Linked DNA regions of Homo sapiens: region 2 is linked to region 1. Evidence: read pairs that join two places in POLR2A ChIA-PET (ENCODE). Cell type or tissue: GM12878. All regions are shown on one strand. Each heading gives the region's core, and the rest is flanking DNA. Links, peaks and the distances in the headings are about the cores only. Region 1 overlaps RETREG3 (reticulophagy regulator family member 3). Region 2 overlaps EZH1 (enhancer of zeste 1 polycomb repressive complex 2 subunit).

Evidence for each region. Peaks named below come from ENCODE experiments on the same cell type or tissue, not always from the same donor. Only the 100,000 strongest peaks of a DNase experiment are listed, where the experiment ranks them.
Region 2: POLR2A ChIA-PET joins it to region 1 with 12 read pairs; 10 of 35 experiments call an interaction of 5 or more read pairs at or near these places.

What each region holds. Positions count from the first base shown.
Region 1 is chr17:42,596,855-42,605,261 of GRCh38, reverse strand. The region is part of intron 1 of RETREG3 (reticulophagy regulator family member 3); the gene reads left to right. Among named protein-coding and RNA genes, the nearest start is that of RETREG3, 8.3 kb to the left of the region's middle. In GM12878, for the core only: no CTCF peak of the experiment used is centred there; no DNase peak of the experiment used is centred there.
Region 2 is chr17:42,699,394-42,709,339 of GRCh38, reverse strand. It overlaps EZH1 (enhancer of zeste 1 polycomb repressive complex 2 subunit), which reads left to right. Exons shown (of 21, transcript NM_001991.5): 14 at 424-464; 15 at 1,257-1,382; 16 at 3,155-3,333; 17 at 4,157-4,252; 18 at 4,657-4,738; 19 at 5,520-5,600; 20 at 6,379-6,463; 21 at 6,748-9,065. The coding sequence ends at 6,808. It overlaps CNTNAP1 (contactin associated protein 1), which reads right to left. Exons shown (of 24, transcript NM_003632.3): 24 at 9,347-9,946. It overlaps MIR6780A (microRNA 6780a), which reads left to right and starts at 1,189; the gene lies at 1,189-1,256. RefSeq lists enhancers at 3,850-4,490, 9,456-9,946 and a cis regulatory region at 9,456-9,946. In GM12878, for the core only: no CTCF peak of the experiment used is centred there; DNase peaks (open chromatin) are centred at 2,479 and 4,309; H3K4me3 peaks cover 732 bases; H3K27ac peaks cover 3,747 bases.

The DNA of each region.
Region 1 (8,407 bases), core at 3,376-8,375:
CCATCAGAATTCAGGTAGGTAGCTCTTAATTTTCAGTGTTTTGTATCCTCAGTCATATTTTGCCGTAACTGTGAATATGCCCTCTTACATCTTAAAAAAAAAAAAAAAAGATGGAGATAGATGTAGATACCTTGTCACCATAGTATTCCAAGGTTTTCATACTTTTTTTTTTTTCAGGTACCAGAGAATTTATGGTGGCCATATCAGAGGTCTTCCAGCCTAGATTACTTCTGGTCACTGATCTGTTATTGTCTCTAGCATAATAATAGAAATGTCAGGCCGTTCCTTCCAATAGCTTGTGTTTTCATTAGTCTCAACCTCATCTGTGAATGAGTGATTTGGGGGAAGAATGTGAGAGTCAACAAGCATGTATCCTGACAGGATCAGAAAAGAACAGGTTTGGGTAACTTTTTGGTTTGACTTGTACTCTGAGATCAGAGGAGGGTAAATGAACACTGGAAATGTGTGAACTCCAAGCTCCCTCTCCCACCTAACATGAAGAGATAGTTCAAGGAGGCCTACATAACTGCTGAGCTCTTTCAGTTTTTTTTTTTTTTTTTTTTTTTTGCTGGGGAATCGGGGGTTGTTGGGCTGGACAGGGTCTCCCTCTGTTGCCCAGGCTGGAGTGCAGTGGCACAATCATAGCTCACTGCAGCCTCTACCTCCTGGGCTCCAGCAGTCCTCTTGCCTCAGTCTTCCAAGTAGCTGGGACTAGAGGCACATGCCACTGGGCCCAGCCTATTTGCAAAACTTTTGTAGAGACAGAATCTCAATATGTTGCCCAGGCTGGTCTCAAACTCCTCATCTCTAACAGCCCTCCCGGCTTGGTCTCCTAAAGTGCTAGGATTACAGGCATGACCCACTGCACCTTGACTGCTTTGTGGTTTTTAACAATCTGTGAATCTACATAGTCTATGAATTAGGAATATTGTTTTGGAGCAGTCCACAAGCTGAGTCCCAAGTAGAGATCTCTGTTGGGATCTGCTTTTTGCAGTCACTAGTCTCAGTGAACCATACTGTATTTCTAGGAGGTTATTATAGAATTTGTTATTTCACAAATGAAATGTAAAAATTTTATTTTTGTCCGCCCCCCCAAAAAAATAAATAAATAAAAATGACCCAAAAAAGTGATTAAGGATATACAGCAATTCTGAGTTAGAAGGTTAGGATTTGAGTAAAAAATAATAGAAACAAGAAATGGAAGATGGGGAGCCCATTTAAGTAGAGATATTTGTTCTGTTAAAAAAAATCTACACATCTGATTTCTTTTCTTTTTTTTTTTTTTGAGACGGAGTCTCGCTCTGTCGCCCAGGCTGGAGTACAGTGGCGCGATCTCGGCTCACTGCAAGCTCCACCTCCCGGGTTCACGCCAGTCTCCTGCCTCAGCCTCCCGAGTAGCTGGGACTACAGGCGCCCGCCACCATGCCCACCTAATTTTTTGTATTTTTAGTAGAGACCGGGTTTCACCGTTTTAGCCAGGATGGTCTCAATCTCCTGACCTCGTGATCCGCCCGCCTCGGTCTCCCAAAGTGCTGGGATTACAGGCGTGAGCCACCGCGCCCGGCTACACATCAGATTTCTAATGAAATCTGTTGAGTGAATGTTCCTGATGATAGTCTTTGCAGGGTTCTTGTCTTTGTGAGCCGAGAAGACTCCCAAGGATGCCTTGGTTTATTTACTTCCCCTCTCTTTACCTTTAGTTTTTATCTGCCCTAATTGTATGGTTGAGTGCTTTCTCTCCACTGTTAGCAGCTAGCTGATTTCATTTCTGGTTTTTTTGCAAGCAACAACTGTCACTGCATGATATAGGTTGGGTTAATTTTTCCTTTGAATTTACCGGTGACTTGGGCTCATTAACCAGGCGGTCACAAGTGCTGTACAGTAACAGGCTTTCTGTCCCTGTAGAATGGGATGCTTTGTTTTGAAGTGCCCTTGAGACAATCTTAATCTGTAATAACAAAGGAACCTAGAAATCATGTCTTTGAAAATAGACATGTGGTCATTATTTATGATTATAGCAAACTTTAATTTACTGGTACTAATAGTGAGGCTCCATGGTATAGTTAATCACAAAAGTTTATGTTTGGTTCTGGAATTTCTCACGATGTTTCTGGACACCAATTGCTATTCCAGGGATATTTTATTTAGACTGATCATTTAATTGGATTTTAGTCCCTGACAGAGTGGAGGGACAGTTCACAAAAGGGGAAAAAAAAATCAATGGATATATAAAATTTCACTCTCACAAATAAGAAAAGAATTCAAATATATGTAAATGGAAATTATTTACTAATTTCTATCTTAAGTTTTTTTTTTGGCGGGGGACAGGATCTCACTGTCGCCCAGGCTCGAGAGCAGTGGTGTGATCATGGCTTATTGCAACCTCAACCTCTGGGCTCAAGCCATCCTCCCACCTCAGCCTCTCAGGTAGTGGGGACTACAGGTGTGTGTCACCACACCTGGTTAATTGTTTTGTATTTTTCGTAGAAACAAGGTTTCACCATGTTGCCCAGGCTGGTCTTGAACTCCTGGGCTCCAGCAGTCCACCCACCTTGGCCTCCCAAAGTGCTGGGATTACAGGTGTGAGCCTCCACACCTGGCCTTAAGTATTTTTAATGATCATAATTAATTCTGGGGAAAATATGGAAAAATGGGCATATGGCTGATAGGAACATAAATTGGACAGCCTTTCTAGCAAGTAGTTTGGTAACATATTTTAAGCCACTTAAGAAGCTTTTCCAGGGCTGGGGGAAATGGAGAAAGAATACTAATGGGTATGGGTTTCTTTTGGAGTGATGAAAATGTTCTGAAATTACATAAGGCTATTAGTCGTACAGCATTGTGATTTTTTTTTCATCTCTGCTGCTGGCAGATGAATTGAAAGAGAATTTTATCGTATACAAACCATTATCTCAATAAAGCTATTTTCTTACTTTTTTTTTTTTGAAACGGAGTCTTACTCTGTGGCCCAGACTGGAGTGCAGTGGCATGATCTCAGCTCACTGCAACCTCTGCCTCCCAGATTCAAGCAGTTCTCCTGCCTCAGCCTCCCAAGTAGCTGGGACTACCGGCGTGCACCACCATGTCTTGGCTGATTTTTGTATTTTTAGTAGAGATGGAGTTTCACCATGTTGGCCAAAGTGGTCTTGAACTCTTGACCTCAAGTGACCCACCTGCCTCGGCCTCCCAAAGGCTGGGATTACAGGTGTGAGCTACGGTGCCCGACCAATAAAGCTATTTGTTTAAAATAGTTAATGCCTTTGACCCAGTAACATGCTCAGTGATGTATAGTTCAGCTTTTATTACATCAAAAAATTGGAAACTTTTGGCTGGGCGCAGTGGCTCATGCCTATAATTCTCAGCACTTTGGGAGGCCGAGGCAGGCAGGTCACCTAAGGTCGGGAATTCAAGACCAGCCTGACCAACAATGGAGAAACCCCATCTCTACTAAAAATGCCAAATCAGCCGGGCATGGTGGCGCATGCCTGTAATCCCAGCTACCTTGGGAGGCTGAGGCAGGAGAATCCGTTGAACCTGGGAGGCAGAGGTTGTGGTGACCCGAGATCGCGCCACTGCACTCCAGCCTGGGCAACAAGAGCAAGACTCCGTCTCAAAAAAAAAAAAAAAAAAAAAGTTGGAACCTTCTTAGTTTATTTTTCGTTTATTTTTCTTTTCTTTTTTTTTTTTGAGAGAGTCTCGCTCTGTCTGTTGCCCAGGCTGGAGTGCAGTGGCGCGATCTCGGCTCACTGCAAGCTCCGCCTCTCAGGTTCACGCCATTCTCCTGCCTCAGCCTCCCGAGTAGCTGGGACTCCAGGCGCCCACCACCACTCCCGGCTAATTTTTTGTATTTTTTAGTAGAGCCAGGGTTTCACCGTGTTAGCCAGGATGGTCTCGATCTCCTGATCTCGTGATCTGCCTGCCTCAGCCTCCCAAAGTGTTGGGATTACAGGCTTGAGCCACCGTCTTAGTTTATTTTATTTTATTTGAGATGGAGTCTTCCTGTGTTGCCCAGGCTGGAGTGCAGTGGCACAATCTCAGCTCACTGCAACCTCCGCCTCCCGGATTCAAGCAGTTCTCCTGCCTCAGCCTCCTGAGTAGCTGGGATTACGGGCACCCGCCACCATGCCTAGCTAATTTTTGTATTTTTAGGTAGAGATGGGGTTTCACCATGTTGGCCAGGCTGGTCTTGAACTCCTGATGTCAAGTGATCTACCTGCTTCAGCCTCCCAAAGTGCTGGAATTACAGGTTTGAGCCACTGCGCCTGGCCCATTCATTGTTTTTTTTGAGAGAAGGTTTCACTCTGTCACCCAGGCTAGATTGCAGTGGTGTGATCATGGCTCACTGTACCCTGGAACTCCTGAGCTCAAGTGATCATTCCACCTCATGGCTGATGAGACCACAGGAGTTCATCACCACATCAGGCTAATTGTCTATGTATTATGTGAAAAAGTTTTAAAACCATAGTGTTTTTATATGTGAATTTTTTAATGAAGAGAATAGCCTGTCTTCACACTTTTTAGAGTACATATGTGGATAATGGATCATTTTAAAAATATTTTATTATGGAAAGCTTAAAACATGTGTAAGTAGGCAGAATAATATTGTGTGCCACCATGTACATAATATTATTTTTTTCAATTCCTGGCCAATTTTGTGTCTTCCATACCCCAGTTCTTTTCTACGTCTTCCTTATTGTTTGACACAAATTATTGATGTGTCATATCATTTAATCTAGGTATTTCAGTATATTTTTCTGAAAAAGAGACTTTAAGAAACATCTGCCATCATTATCACATGCAAAAAATTAATGATTCTAGTCAGTGTTCACATTTCCAATTTTCTTATAAATGTCATAAATGATACTTTTTTTTTTCTTTTCGAGACAGGGTCTTGCTCTGTCTCCCAAGCTGGAGTGCAGTGGCACAATCAGAGCTCACTGCAACCTCAACCTTCTGGCTCTAGCAATCCTCCCACCTCAGCTTCCCAAGTAAATGGGAGTACAAGCGTGCACCACCACACCTAGCTAATGTTTTTCTTTTCAGTAGAGATGAGGTCTTGCTGTGTTGCCTAAGCTGGTCTCAAACTCTTTGACTCAAGTGATCCTCCTGCCTCGGCCTCCCAAAGTATTGGGATTACAGGCTTTAGGTACCACATGTGGCCTGTTGTGTGTGGTTTTATTTGTTGTTTTTTTTTTAAACTCTTTTTTTCCCCACAAACCAATTTGTTAGTGTTTAGGTGGTTTTTTCTGTTTTGCTTTTTTGTTTTTTGAGATAGGGTCTCGCTCTGTCACCCAGGCTGGGGTACAGTGGCACGATAACGGCTCGCTGCAACCTCAGTTTCCCGGACTCAAGCTGTCATCCCACCTCAGCCTGTTGAGTAGCTGGGATTACAGGTGCCCGCCACTATGCCCAGCTAATTTTTTGTATTTTTAGTAGAGACGGGGTTTCGCCATGTTGGCCAGGCTTGTCTCGAACTCCTGACCTCAGGTGATCCACCTGCCTTGGCTTCCCAAAGTGCTGGGATTACAGACGTGAGCCACCATGCCTGTACTTTTTTTTCGATAAACATGAATTCATGTTAGTTGTATAATTTTTTTTTTTTTTTTTTGAGACGGAGCCTTACTCTGTCACCCAGGCTGGAATGCAATGGCACAATCTCAGCTCACTGCAACCTCTGCCTCCTGGGTTCAAGCGATTGTCCTGCCTCAGCCTCCTGAGTAGCTGAGATTACAGGCATACACCACCACGCCCGGCTAATTTTGTATTTTTAATAGACATGGAGTTTCTCCATGTTAGCTAGGCTGGTCTCAAACTCCCGATCTCAGGTTATCCACCCACCTAAGGCTCCCAAAGTGCTGGGATTATAGGCATGAGCCACTGTGCCCAGCCAACAACCCTATTTCAATTTTTCCAGCCTACCACCTAAAGGATACTGTGACTATATGTAAGATTAAAGAATAAAAGCAGTTTAACAGAAATAAGCCTCTAGAGCTGCCTCAGGCCATTGATCTTCTCTCTAAAGCCAGTGCATCATCCCAACAAACAAGCACATTTAACAAGGCCAAGGAGAAGAGCTCTAGGGTTTCTTGCTCCCCAGTGCTGCTGCTTCCCTTCCCCAGCAGCAGCACATGGCATCGCTGTTTTCTCCAGAGTACTTGAAAGGGCTCTCTAGGGAGGCTTGCCAGACTGTTGGCAATTTCCCCTTCCCAGAGCACGATTACTAACACAAATAGAAACTAGGGTAGGGAAAGGATATTAAGCTCTCCTAAGAAGGTTGGTTTTCCAGAGATGATGGCAATAAAAACATATCCCTTATAATAAACTGGTAAACATTAAAAAAAAAAGACTGTTTTCTAAGACCTGGACTATTTAAATTGCTTGTTACAGCCCTTACCTTCCATTCTTATAAGCTATGCTTCAATTCAATTCAACATACCTTTGAGTACCTGTTACATGCCAAGGCCTTGTGGTAAGAAGCCCAGTTACAGAAAAAAATAAGACACAAACTTTACTCTCAAGTAAATTCATGTGTGTTTGTGTTCACGATATAACGTGACAGGTAATAATAACAAACAGGAAGATATCTAAGCTGTGATTTGCAAGATAAATGTTAAGGAAATGGGGCCGAAAGGTGTGGTAAGAGAGAGAAGACATTCAGATAGGGAAAACACCAATCTAGTAAGATACTTAAGGAATTGCAAGTAGTTTGATAAAACTGAAATATAAAAAACAAAGGGAGGGAATCAGTGTGGGGAGAGAGGCAGGATCCAGATCATGAAGGCCCTTTTATGACGGGGTAATGGGATTTCATCCTGCAGATGAAGATAAGCCAATAGTTTCATAAAGGGTATATTTTCTGGGTCTTGAAGGCTAAAATTGTGAGCATCTTCCATAACAAGATTAATCCTTGTCCATAAATCAATTTTAGTCCCAGATTTATCTTTTTTTGGAACAAGCCACAATAATAACTTCAGAGGAAGAGGCCGGGTGCGGTGGCTCACGTCTGTAATCCCAGCACTTTGGGAGGCTGAGGCGGGTGGATCATGAGGTCAGGAGATCGAGACAATCCTAGCTAACATGGTAAAACCCCGTCTCTACTAAAAATACAAAAAATTAGCCGGGCGTGGTGGCGGGCGCCTGTAGTCCCAGCTACTCGGGAGGCTGAGGCAGGAGAATGGCATGAACCCGAGAGATGGAGCTTGCAGTGAGCCGAGATCGCACCACTGTACTCCAGCCTGGGCAACAGAGCGAGACTCCGTCTCAAAAAAAAAAAAAAAAAAAAAAACTTCAGAGGAAGAAGAGTTTTCTTTGTGGTATAAAATAACGTTTCTTGGCCAGGCGCGGTGGCTTATGCCTGTAATCCCAACATTTTGGGAGGCTGAGGCGAGCTGATCACTTGAGATCAGGGATTCGAGACCAGCCTGGCCAACAAGACGAAACTCCGTCTCTACTAAAAATACAAAAATTAGCTGGGCGCAGTGGCGCACACCTTAACCCCAGCTACTCAGGAGGCTGAGGCAGGAGTATTACTTGAACCCTGGAGGCGGAGGTTGAAGTGAGTGGAGATCTGTGCCACTGCACTCTAGCCTGGGTGACAGAGTGAGACTCTGTCTCAAAAAAAAAAAAAAAAAAAAAAAAAAAATATATATATATATATATATATATATATATATATATATACACACAAAATATATATATACACAAAAATATATATACGAAATATATATATATATATATACACACACACACACACACACACACACAAAATAGATTCTGGCTGGGCGCGGTGGCTCATTCCTGTAATCCCAGCACTTTGGGATGCCGAGGTGGGTGGATCACAAGGTCAGGAGATCGAGATCATCCTGGCTAACATGGTGCAACCCCGTCTCTACTAAAAATACAAAAATTAGCTGGGCGTAGCGGTGCATGCCTGTAATCCCAGCTACTCAGGAGGCTGAGGCAGGAGAATTGCTTGAACCTGGGAGGCAGAGGTTGCAGTGAGCCAAGATCACGCCACTGCACTCTAGCCTGGCGACAGAGCTAAGACTCCGTCTCAAAAAAAAAAAAAAAGAAAAAATAGATTCTTCTGGCCAGGTACAGCGGCTCATGCCTCTAATCCCAGTACTTTGGGAGGTCGAAGCGGGCGGATCACTTGAGATCAGGAGTTTGAGACCAGCCTAGCCAACATGGTGAAACCTTGTCTCTATTTAAAAAATTTAAAAATTAGCTGGGCATGGTGAGGGCACCTGTAATCTCAGTTACTTGGGAGACTAGGACAGGAGAATTGCTTGAACCCAGGAGGCAGAGGTTGCAGTGAGCCAAGATGGCGCCATTGCACTTCAGCCTGGGTGACAAAGCCAGACTCTTATCTCAAAAAAAAAAAAAAAATTCTTCCAAACAGCAAAAC
Region 2 (9,946 bases), core at 2,243-7,242, 110 kb before region 1:
TCCCTGTGGCTCCTCCCTTTCAGTTCTTTCAGAGAAGATTCCTGAAAGGCCTTCCCACCTCCCCATCTTGAAACTCCCCCATATCTCCACCTCCACAAAGACAAAGGGAGAGATTTGGAGAGAAACAATAGCTTTATAATAGACCAATAGGCTTGGGCTTTCTTTTATTTCTGTGTTGTGTTCTTTTATGTTATTTGCTTGTTTGGGAGGGGTTGTGTTTAAGTTTAACTCTTGTAGCACAGGCCAGCTGGATTTAGGATGGACTCTAGCTTCTGTGTACCAAAGTCGTCCTGTTGAGGGGTTTGGGAAGATACTCCCCAGTCATCAAACACAGTCCCTCAGAGCAAGTCACGTTGTCATTTACCTGCATTTGCAGAGCTCCCTAGGGCCGTGACTGAGACCTGTCCTTCCTGTCTTTTTCAGATTGTGGGCTGCACACTGCAGGAAGATTCAGCTGAAGAAAGGTAAGTTCTACCAGGGCATTCTTCAGCAGTTCAGCTGGAGGCCTCACTCTGTGGTCATCACCCTACCCCACCTCCAGCTGCACTTGTTGACCCTGTGCCACTTCCGCAGATTGCAGAATTCTCTGCAGCAACTGAGAACAGCTGAGCCTCTCACTGCAACTGAGAAGACCTCTTAGGAGGTAACATTAAGGGCCTTGTGGTCTGTGATTTTTCTTTTTTTTGAGATGGAGCCTCGCTCTGTCACCCAGGCTGGAGTGCAGTGGCACAATCTTGGCTCACTGCAACCTCCGCCTCCCGGGTTCAAGCAATTCTCCTGCCTCAGCTTCCCAAGTAGCTGGGATTACAGGCATGTACCACCATGCCTGGCTAATTTTTGTATTTTTAGTAGAGACGGGGTTTCACCATGTTGGCCAGGCTGGTCTCGAACTCCTGACCTCAAATGATCCACCTGCCTCGGCCTCGCAAAGTGCTGGGATTACAGGCGTGAGCCACTGTGCCTGGCCAGTATGTGACTTTTCTAGTGTGCCATTTGCTAGGTTCCAGACCTCATTTAATGTTTAGAATAGCTTCCCTGTTGTCCCAGACCATCTCCACACCCTCCCCACAAAGCAGATCACCCCACTGCAGCTTATGAACAACGGTCATCCCTGTCTTCTCACTTCAGGTGCTAAATGTGTGTCCAAGGAGATTGTTAGGACCAGCCTCCTCTGAATCAGGGCAGCTGGACACTTGGGAGGGAAGACAGCTGGAGAGTATGGTCACAGCAGCATCCTCCTCTGTTTTCTTTCCTAGATAACTCTTCCACACAAGTGTACAACTACCAACCCTGCGACCACCCAGACCGCCCCTGTGACAGCACCTGCCCCTGCATCATGACTCAGAATTTCTGTGAGAAGTTCTGCCAGTGCAACCCAGACTGTAAGTGTGCTACGTTTTCTGTATAGTCTACCAAAACAGTTGGCTCCAGTGTGCCCTAGGCTTGCCCCATTCCTGTGCCCTTTACTGCTTATGGCCTTCTGATATCCCCTTTGCTGTGTTTTAGGGATTCTACAAATGAAATAAGTGCATGAGATCTGGGAGAGTCGTTTCTGGAAAACGTTTAGGTTCATGATTCTAAAAGCAGCAATTACACAGAAATCAGATACTTTCCCAACTTTGTCTTCTAGGGGAGAATTAAGAAATGTGGGGGGCAGCAGGCGCAGTCACTCACGCCTGTAATCCCAGCACTTTGGGTAGGCGGATCACTTGAGGTCAGGAGTTCAAGACCAGCGTGGCCAACTTGGCGAAACCTCATCTCTACTAAAAATAAAAAAATTAGGCCAGGTGTGGTGGCTCACGCCTATAATCCCAGCACTTGGAAGGCCAAGTCGGGCAGATCACTTAAGGTCAGGACTCAAGACCAGCCTGGCCAACATGGTGAACCCCGTCTCTACTAAGAATACAAAAATTAGCCAGACATGGTGGTACATGCTTGTAGTCCCAGCTACTTGGGAGGCTGAGGCACAAGAACTGCTTGAACCCAGAGGGCAGAGGCTGCCAGTGAGCCAAGATTGTGCCACTGCACTCCAGCCTGGGCAACAGAGCAAGACTCTGTCTCAAAAAGAAAAGAAATGTGGGACTCTTTTTTTTTTTTTTAAGTTACAGCCCCAGTTTCCCTTTTCTGAATACTGTTTTAAAAAATTTTTTATTCAGATATTTTTTGTTTGTGATTCTGTGTATGTCTATTTTCATTTCATAGCTGGAGTTTTAATATCAGGTAGAAGACAGGGGCCTGGATGTCAGCAGAGACATCCGGGTACTTATCTTTTACTTCTTATCCCACCATGCCCTTCCCAACTCAAAGCTGAGCAGTTTGATGGCAGTCCCCACAGCTTGCAGAACTTGGTGCCCAGGCGGTTTTGCTGGAGGAAATACCTCCTAACCCATAGCAGATAGTGATCTTAGCCGCAGCAGAGAAGTGGTTGCGCTGGGTTGGGCAGTGGGTGGAGAAGGATGGCATAGAACGGATGCATTCTGTTCTCAAAATGATACTTGTTTTGATGGTGACAATTTACCAGTGAAACACACTGATTTCATATTCTCTGGGGTACTCTCCACCTCAGTGGGAGGGAGAGGATTGTTGGGGAATCTCTAGGGGACACTTCTTATTAGTATACCTGCTTTTTTTTTCATTTTTTAAATTTTTTTGAGACAGGATCTCAGCTCTGTTGCTCAGGCTGGAGAGAAGTGGCACAATTATGGCTCACTGCAGCCTCAACCTCCCTGGCTCAAGCCATTCATCCCCCTACATCCATCAAGCCTGGGACTACAGGCAGGTGTCACCACACATGGCTATTTTTTTTTTTAATTTTTTTGTGGAGACAGGATCTCCCTATGTTGCCCAGCCTGGTTTTGAACTCCTGGGCTCAGGTGATTCTCCTGCCTTGGCCTCCCAAAGTGCTAGGATTACAGGCATGAGCCACCATGCTTGACCACACCTGCTTTTTTGACTCGAAGGCATGAATGTTGGGAAGCACTCAGTTTTCTATGGACAAAACTTGTGTATTTGATTATTGGGAAGGGAGCTTCCTCTTATTTTGCCAAACATCCTTGAACACAAAAAATTTACTTCTTTGCTGTCCCTTGAGTCAACCACAAGCCCCAGTATTAGCTTATTTCCCTTCTAAGACTTACCTGTCTTCCCTTCCCAGGTCAGAATCGTTTCCCTGGCTGTCGCTGTAAGACCCAGTGCAATACCAAGCAATGTCCTTGCTATCTGGCAGTGCGAGAATGTGACCCTGACCTGTGTCTCACCTGTGGGGCCTCAGAGCACTGGGACTGCAAGGTGGTTTCCTGTAAAAACTGCAGCATCCAGCGTGGACTTAAGAAGGTGAGGCCTTTCCTCAGGACCCCACACCACATAAAATGGAGGGGGAAGGAAGGAACGGTCCCAAGCATTCTCTTTCCACTGGTTCTTTTGAGGCTTTATATGTGAAAGTGCTTGATAAATCCTAAAAGACACATATTTACTGAATTAATAAAGGCTTCAGTCCCAGTAGGGCTTAGAAAAATGGTTCCTGGCCAGGTGTGGTGGCTCATGCCTGTAATCCCAGCAGTTTGGGAGGCCGAGGCCAGCGGATCATGAGGTCAAGAGTTCGAGACCAGCCTGGGCAACATGGTGAAACCCTGTCTCTACTAAAAATATAAAAATTAGCCAGGCATGGTGGTGCATGCCTGTAATCCCAGCTACTCAGAAGGCTGAGGTAGGAGAATCGCTTGAACCTGGGAGGTGGAGGTTGCAGCAAGCCGAGATCGCACCACTGCACTCCAGCCTGGGACAGAGTGAGATTCCATCTCCAAAAAGAGAAAGAAAAGTGGTTCCTTGAACTGGCCAGACAAAAAGGAGCTGCGAGGTGTATGCACCTTTGGTGATGTCTATGTTTACCTCACACATTGCAGTGAATTCCTATAGACTAAGGCCCAGGAGGGCTCCATGGATAAAGGAAGAGATATCCTATTTCCGTTCGTCACCACCTCCCATTTTCTTTTCTCTCCCAAGCAGAAAAGAATGGGTTAGACCTTTTTCTGCTTTCAGATCCTCTTAACAGTTGCTGGTTCTTTCCACCCCACCCCCACCACACATGTGCACATCCAGCACACACCCCCTACTCATGCACACCCTGTAGTCTGAGACTTGGCCCCCTCTTCCCCAGCACCTGCTGCTGGCCCCCTCTGATGTGGCCGGATGGGGCACCTTCATAAAGGAGTCTGTGCAGAAGAACGAATTCATTTCTGAATACTGTGGTGAGGTGAGTGCTATAGTTTTGGCCCACATTCTTACTCGGGGGAGACTGATGAGAAACTCTGATTTTCTGTGGGCCAGGCTTCTTTGAATTAATCTCTAAATAACTCAGCTGTGTTCTCACGTGGCCTCTTGGGGAGATCCCACAGAACCGTTTGCAGTACTGAAACCACTGTTCAACTCTTTGGCAACTCCAGACACAAGAGATGAGGGGGGCTCTTTTCAGCCTTAAAACTGGTTGGCCTGGGTGGGAATTGGAACAGCATAACTTGAACTTGCTCTCTTGTGATTCTCATCATGATGCTCAGTAAGCACCCATGTGAGATACCACCCAGCCCTTTCTGGGGGCAGGGTACCATGCCCTGAGCAGGCAGCCTGATACTCCTATTTGTTATTTGTCTATCTCTCTAGCTCATCTCTCAGGATGAGGCTGATCGACGCGGAAAGGTCTATGACAAATACATGTCCAGCTTCCTCTTCAACCTCAATAATGGTATGAAGTCACTTTGTCTCATCCCAAGGTGGTCTTTTTTTTTTTTCTTTTTTTGAGACGGAGTCTTGCTCTGTTGCCCAGGCTAGGGTGCAATGGTGCGATCTTGGCTCACTGTAGCCTCTACCCTCTGCCTCCCGGGTTCAAGTGATTCTCCTGCCTCAGCCTCCCGAGTAGCTGGGACTACAAGCACCTGCCACCATGCCCGGCTAATATTTTTGTATTTTTAGTAGAGACTGGGTTTCACCATGTTGGCCAGGCTGGTATCGAACTCCTGGCCTCAAGTGATCCACCCGCCTCGGCCTCCCAAAGTGCTAGGATTACAGGAGTAAGCCACCGCACTTGGCCCCAAGGTGATCTTTCTACCAGATTGCCCTTGCTGTAGTCCAAGTTTAGATCAGCTCCGAATCTTCCAGCAGATGCATAGAGCAAGGGGGCAGGATCACACTTGGGGATCCCACAGGCCACAGTGCCCTTGCTTTGGAAGAACCTCCATTTCTGGGTTCTGTTTGTAATAGGAGTGCTGAGCGTCTTTACCTGAGAAATCTCCCTGCCCAGTAGATGAGAAGATCCATAATTCAAAGAGGGACCCAAAGGGAGTGCTCCCACACAAGGCTGAATTCTGAGGCTGCATGCTTTCCTCTGCTCCTGTTAGCACACTGGGCTTCAACATTCCCATCAGACTAAAGTGTTTCTGTTACCATTTAACTGATTTTAAATTCAAGCTGAGAAGCTGTGGAATTGCCTGCTGTGCTTATGGTTTTCCTTGATTTACTTTATACAGATTTTGTAGTGGATGCTACTCGGAAAGGAAACAAAATTCGATTTGCAAATCATTCAGTGAATCCCAACTGTTATGCCAAAGGTGAGTCCCAGTAACCTGGGAGGTGGGGTGGGGGATGGATGCCTCTTTACTGTGATTTCCATTCGTTGTTGAACATTTTCCTTAGCTGAGCTATTTTTTGTCCAAAGATAATCATGATTAATATCTGGTATCATTTTAGGCCCCTCTCAATCTTAGTTTTCTAATCTGCTTTTTTCAGCGAATACATTATAAACACTTTCCCACAAACATGATTTAACCAGCCTGAGCAACATAGTGAGACCCATCTCACAAAATAATAATAGGCTGGGTGTGGTGGCTTACGCCTGTAATCCCAGCACTTTGGGAGGCTGAGGCAGGTGGATCACTTGAGGCCAGGAGTTCAAGACCAGCCTAGCAAACATGGTGAAACCCCATCTCTACTAAAAATACAAAAATCAGCTGGGGGGCGTGGTGGTGTGCACCTGTAGTCCCAGCTACTCAGGTGGCTGAGGCACAAGAATCGCTTGAACCCTGGAGGCAGAGGTTGCAATGAGCCAAGATCATGCCACTGCACTCCAGCCTGGGCAACAGAGCAAGACTCTGTCTCAAAAAACAAAACAAAACAAAACAAAAAACCCCACTTATAATAATAATAAAGATAATTTTTCTGCCATAATAACAGATCTAAAAGCATAGAGGCAACTACCATATTGACTACTTTCTAATTCCATTTGATTCATGTTTTCACTGGGAATTTGGAGAAAATCAACCCAGAAGCCTACTGGTTATTGACTTGGAGTTGGGTAGGAACCTAGCCTCGGGTTTATCCTGCTTGCAGTGGTCATGGTGAATGGAGACCATCGGATTGGGATCTTTGCCAAGAGGGCAATTCAAGCTGGCGAAGAGCTCTTCTTTGATTACAGGTGAGGTGCCAGTAATGGTCCTTGGGATGTGGCCCAGGAATTGGAAAGAGTGGCTGTTGGAATAGATTTGGGGGCTCAGGGAGGGTAATGGAGATGGAGGAGAGAGTCTCCCGGTGAATAAGGCTGTGTCCCTTGTTCTGATATCTGGTGCCTTGCCTCAGAAGTGGGACCATTGTAAACAGCCCTTAAGGAGTGGGAGGGGAAGTGAAACGGGAGGGGACTCCGCCTTTTCAATCACAAAAGTCATGAGAGTAACCTGGTTCCTCTTCCCTGCTCTGGGACAGGTACAGCCAAGCTGATGCTCTCAAGTACGTGGGGATCGAGAGGGAGACCGACGTCCTTTAGCCCTCCCAGGCCCCACGGCAGCACTTATGGTAGCGGCACTGTCTTGGCTTTCGTGCTCACACCACTGCTGCTCGAGTCTCCTGCACTGTGTCTCCCACACTGAGAAACCCCCCAACCCACTCCCTCTGTAGTGAGGCCTCTGCCATGTCCAGAGGGCACAAAACTGTCTCAATGAGAGGGGAGACAGAGGCAGCTAGGGCTTGGTCTCCCAGGACAGAGAGTTACAGAAATGGGAGACTGTTTCTCTGGCCTCAGAAGAAGCGAGCACAGGCTGGGGTGGATGACTTATGCGTGATTTCGTGTCGGCTCCCCAGGCTGTGGCCTCAGGAATCAACTTAGGCAGTTCCCAACAAGCGCTAGCCTGTAATTGTAGCTTTCCACATCAAGAGTCCTTATGTTATTGGGATGCAGGCAAACCTCTGTGGTCCTAAGACCTGGAGAGGACAGGCTAAGTGAAGTGTGGTCCCTGGAGCCTACAAGTGGTCTGGGTTAGAGGCGAGCCTGGCAGGCAGCACAGACTGAACTCAGAGGTAGACAGGTCACCTTACTACCTCCTCCCTCGTGGCAGGGCTCAAACTGAAAGAGTGTGGGTTCTAAGTACAGGCATTCAAGGCTGGGGGAAGGAAAGCTACGCCATCCTTCCTTAGCCAGAGAGGGAGAACCAGCCAGATGATAGTAGTTAAACTGCTAAGCTTGGGCCCAGGAGGCTTTGAGAAAGCCTTCTCTGTGTACTCTGGAGATAGATGGAGAAGTGTTTTCAGATTCCTGGGAACAGACACCAGTGCTCCAGCTCCTCCAAAGTTCTGGCTTAGCAGCTGCAGGCAAGCATTATGCTGCTATTGAAGAAGCATTAGGGGTATGCCTGGCAGGTGTGAGCATCCTGGCTCGCTGGATTTGTGGGTGTTTTCAGGCCTTCCATTCCCCATAGAGGCAAGGCCCAATGGCCAGTGTTGCTTATCGCTTCAGGGTAGGTGGGCACAGGCTTGGACTAGAGAGGAGAAAGATTGGTGTAATCTGCTTTCCTGTCTGTAGTGCCTGCTGTTTGGAAAGGGTGAGTTAGAATATGTTCCAAGGTTGGTGAGGGGCTAAATTGCACGCGTTTAGGCTGGCACCCCGTGTGCAGGGCACACTGGCAGAGGGTATCTGAAGTGGGAGAAGAAGCAGGTAGACCACCTGTCCCAGGCTGTGGTGCCACCCTCTCTGGCATTCATGCAGAGCAAAGCACTTTAACCATTTCTTTTAAAAGGTCTATAGATTGGGGTAGAGTTTGGCCTAAGGTCTCTAGGGTCCCTGCCTAAATCCCACTCCTGAGGGAGGGGGAAGAAGAGAGGGTGGGAGATTCTCCTCCAGTCCTGTCTCATCTCCTGGGAGAGGCAGACGAGTGAGTTTCACACAGAAGAATTTCATGTGAATGGGGCCAGCAAGAGCTGCCCTGTGTCCATGGTGGGTGTGCCGGGCTGGCTGGGAACAAGGAGCAGTATGTTGAGTAGAAAGGGTGTGGGCGGGTATAGATTGGCCTGGGAGTGTTACAGTAGGGAGCAGGCTTCTCCCTTCTTTCTGGGACTCAGAGCCCCGCTTCTTCCCACTCCACTTGTTGTCCCATGAAGGAAGAAGTGGGGTTCCTCCTGACCCAGCTGCCTCTTACGGTTTGGTATGGGACATGCACACACACTCACATGCTCTCACTCACCACACTGGAGGGCACACACGTACCCCGCACCCAGCAACTCCTGACAGAAAGCTCCTCCCACCCAAATGGGCCAGGCCCCAGCATGATCCTGAAATCTGCATCCGCCGTGGTTTGTATTCATTGTGCATATCAGGGATACCCTCAAGCTGGACTGTGGGTTCCAAATTACTCATAGAGGAGAAAACCAGAGAAAGATGAAGAGGAGGAGTTAGGTCTATTTGAAATGCCAGGGGCTCGCTGTGAGGAATAGGTGAAAAAAAACTTTTCACCAGCCTTTGAGAGACTAGACTGACCCCACCCTTCCTTCAGTGAGCAGAATCACTGTGGTCAGTCTCCTGTCCCAGCTTCAGTTCATGAATACTCCTGTTCCTCCAGTTTCCCATCCTTTGTCCCTGCTGTCCCCCACTTTTAAAGATGGGTCTCAACCCCTCCCCACCACGTCATGATGGATGGGGCAAGGTGGTGGGGACTAGGGGAGCCTGGTATACATGCGGCTTCATTGCCAATAAATTTCATGCACTTTAAAGTCCTGTGGCTTGTGACCTCTTAATAAAGTGTTAGAATCCATTTTGGCAAGTTGTGTACTGTGTGCTTTGGGGCTGGAAGGATCCAGGGATGGGGTCCAGGAGCAGGTTGGGCCGAAGCATCAGCATTCTGATCCCCACTTACCCACTGAGATCTGGGAAAGGGGGAGATGGGGGTTCTGGCAAGAGCCAGTCAGTCAAGTCCCTGGAAGGTGATGCAAGGATTCTGAGAGCTCCTTCTAGAAATTCCTGAGCCCTCAGATTAGTTCCCTTAAAATCATCCCACTTATCCCCTAACCACGACGCCAGCTACCACACACAGACTGGGGCTCTGCCACTCTGCTTTATTGGAACGGCTCCGCGTCTGAGAGCACAGCAGGCTCAACCCTGCTTCAGAGTGGAGGCCGGACCAGGCTGGTGGGTGACCAGCAGGACTCACGACACTTCCAACACAGGAAAGGCAAACTACAGACTGTGGGCACAGCACAGCACAGGACAGCACAGCCAATTGAGCTTTTCTTTTATATATAAACAAATAATTTAAAAATTCGAATAATATATAGAGTTTCTCTAGAGAGACACTTTGCAACAAAAAATATATATAAAGAATATGACCTCCTGGGTAAATGAAGCAGCATCTCTGAGCGGAGGAAAGAGGGTTCCTCATGCACTGGAGGGGGCGAAGCCTTTGGGCAGGCACAAAGGCCATTGCATATCTTGGAAAAGGTTGGAGGAGTAGAGGGCTGGCTAGTCAGGGTATCTGCATTATTTTCTCTACGTTGCAGGTTTTTTATGGCTTTGGCTAAAGCAAGTGAAGCAGCGGAGGTACTAAGGTGCTAAACTGAGGCCTCTTGGTCTCTGTGTACAAAACAAAAGGAGGGGGGCAGGGGACAGCCATCAAGCCCTCTTGAGCCTCCAGCTGAG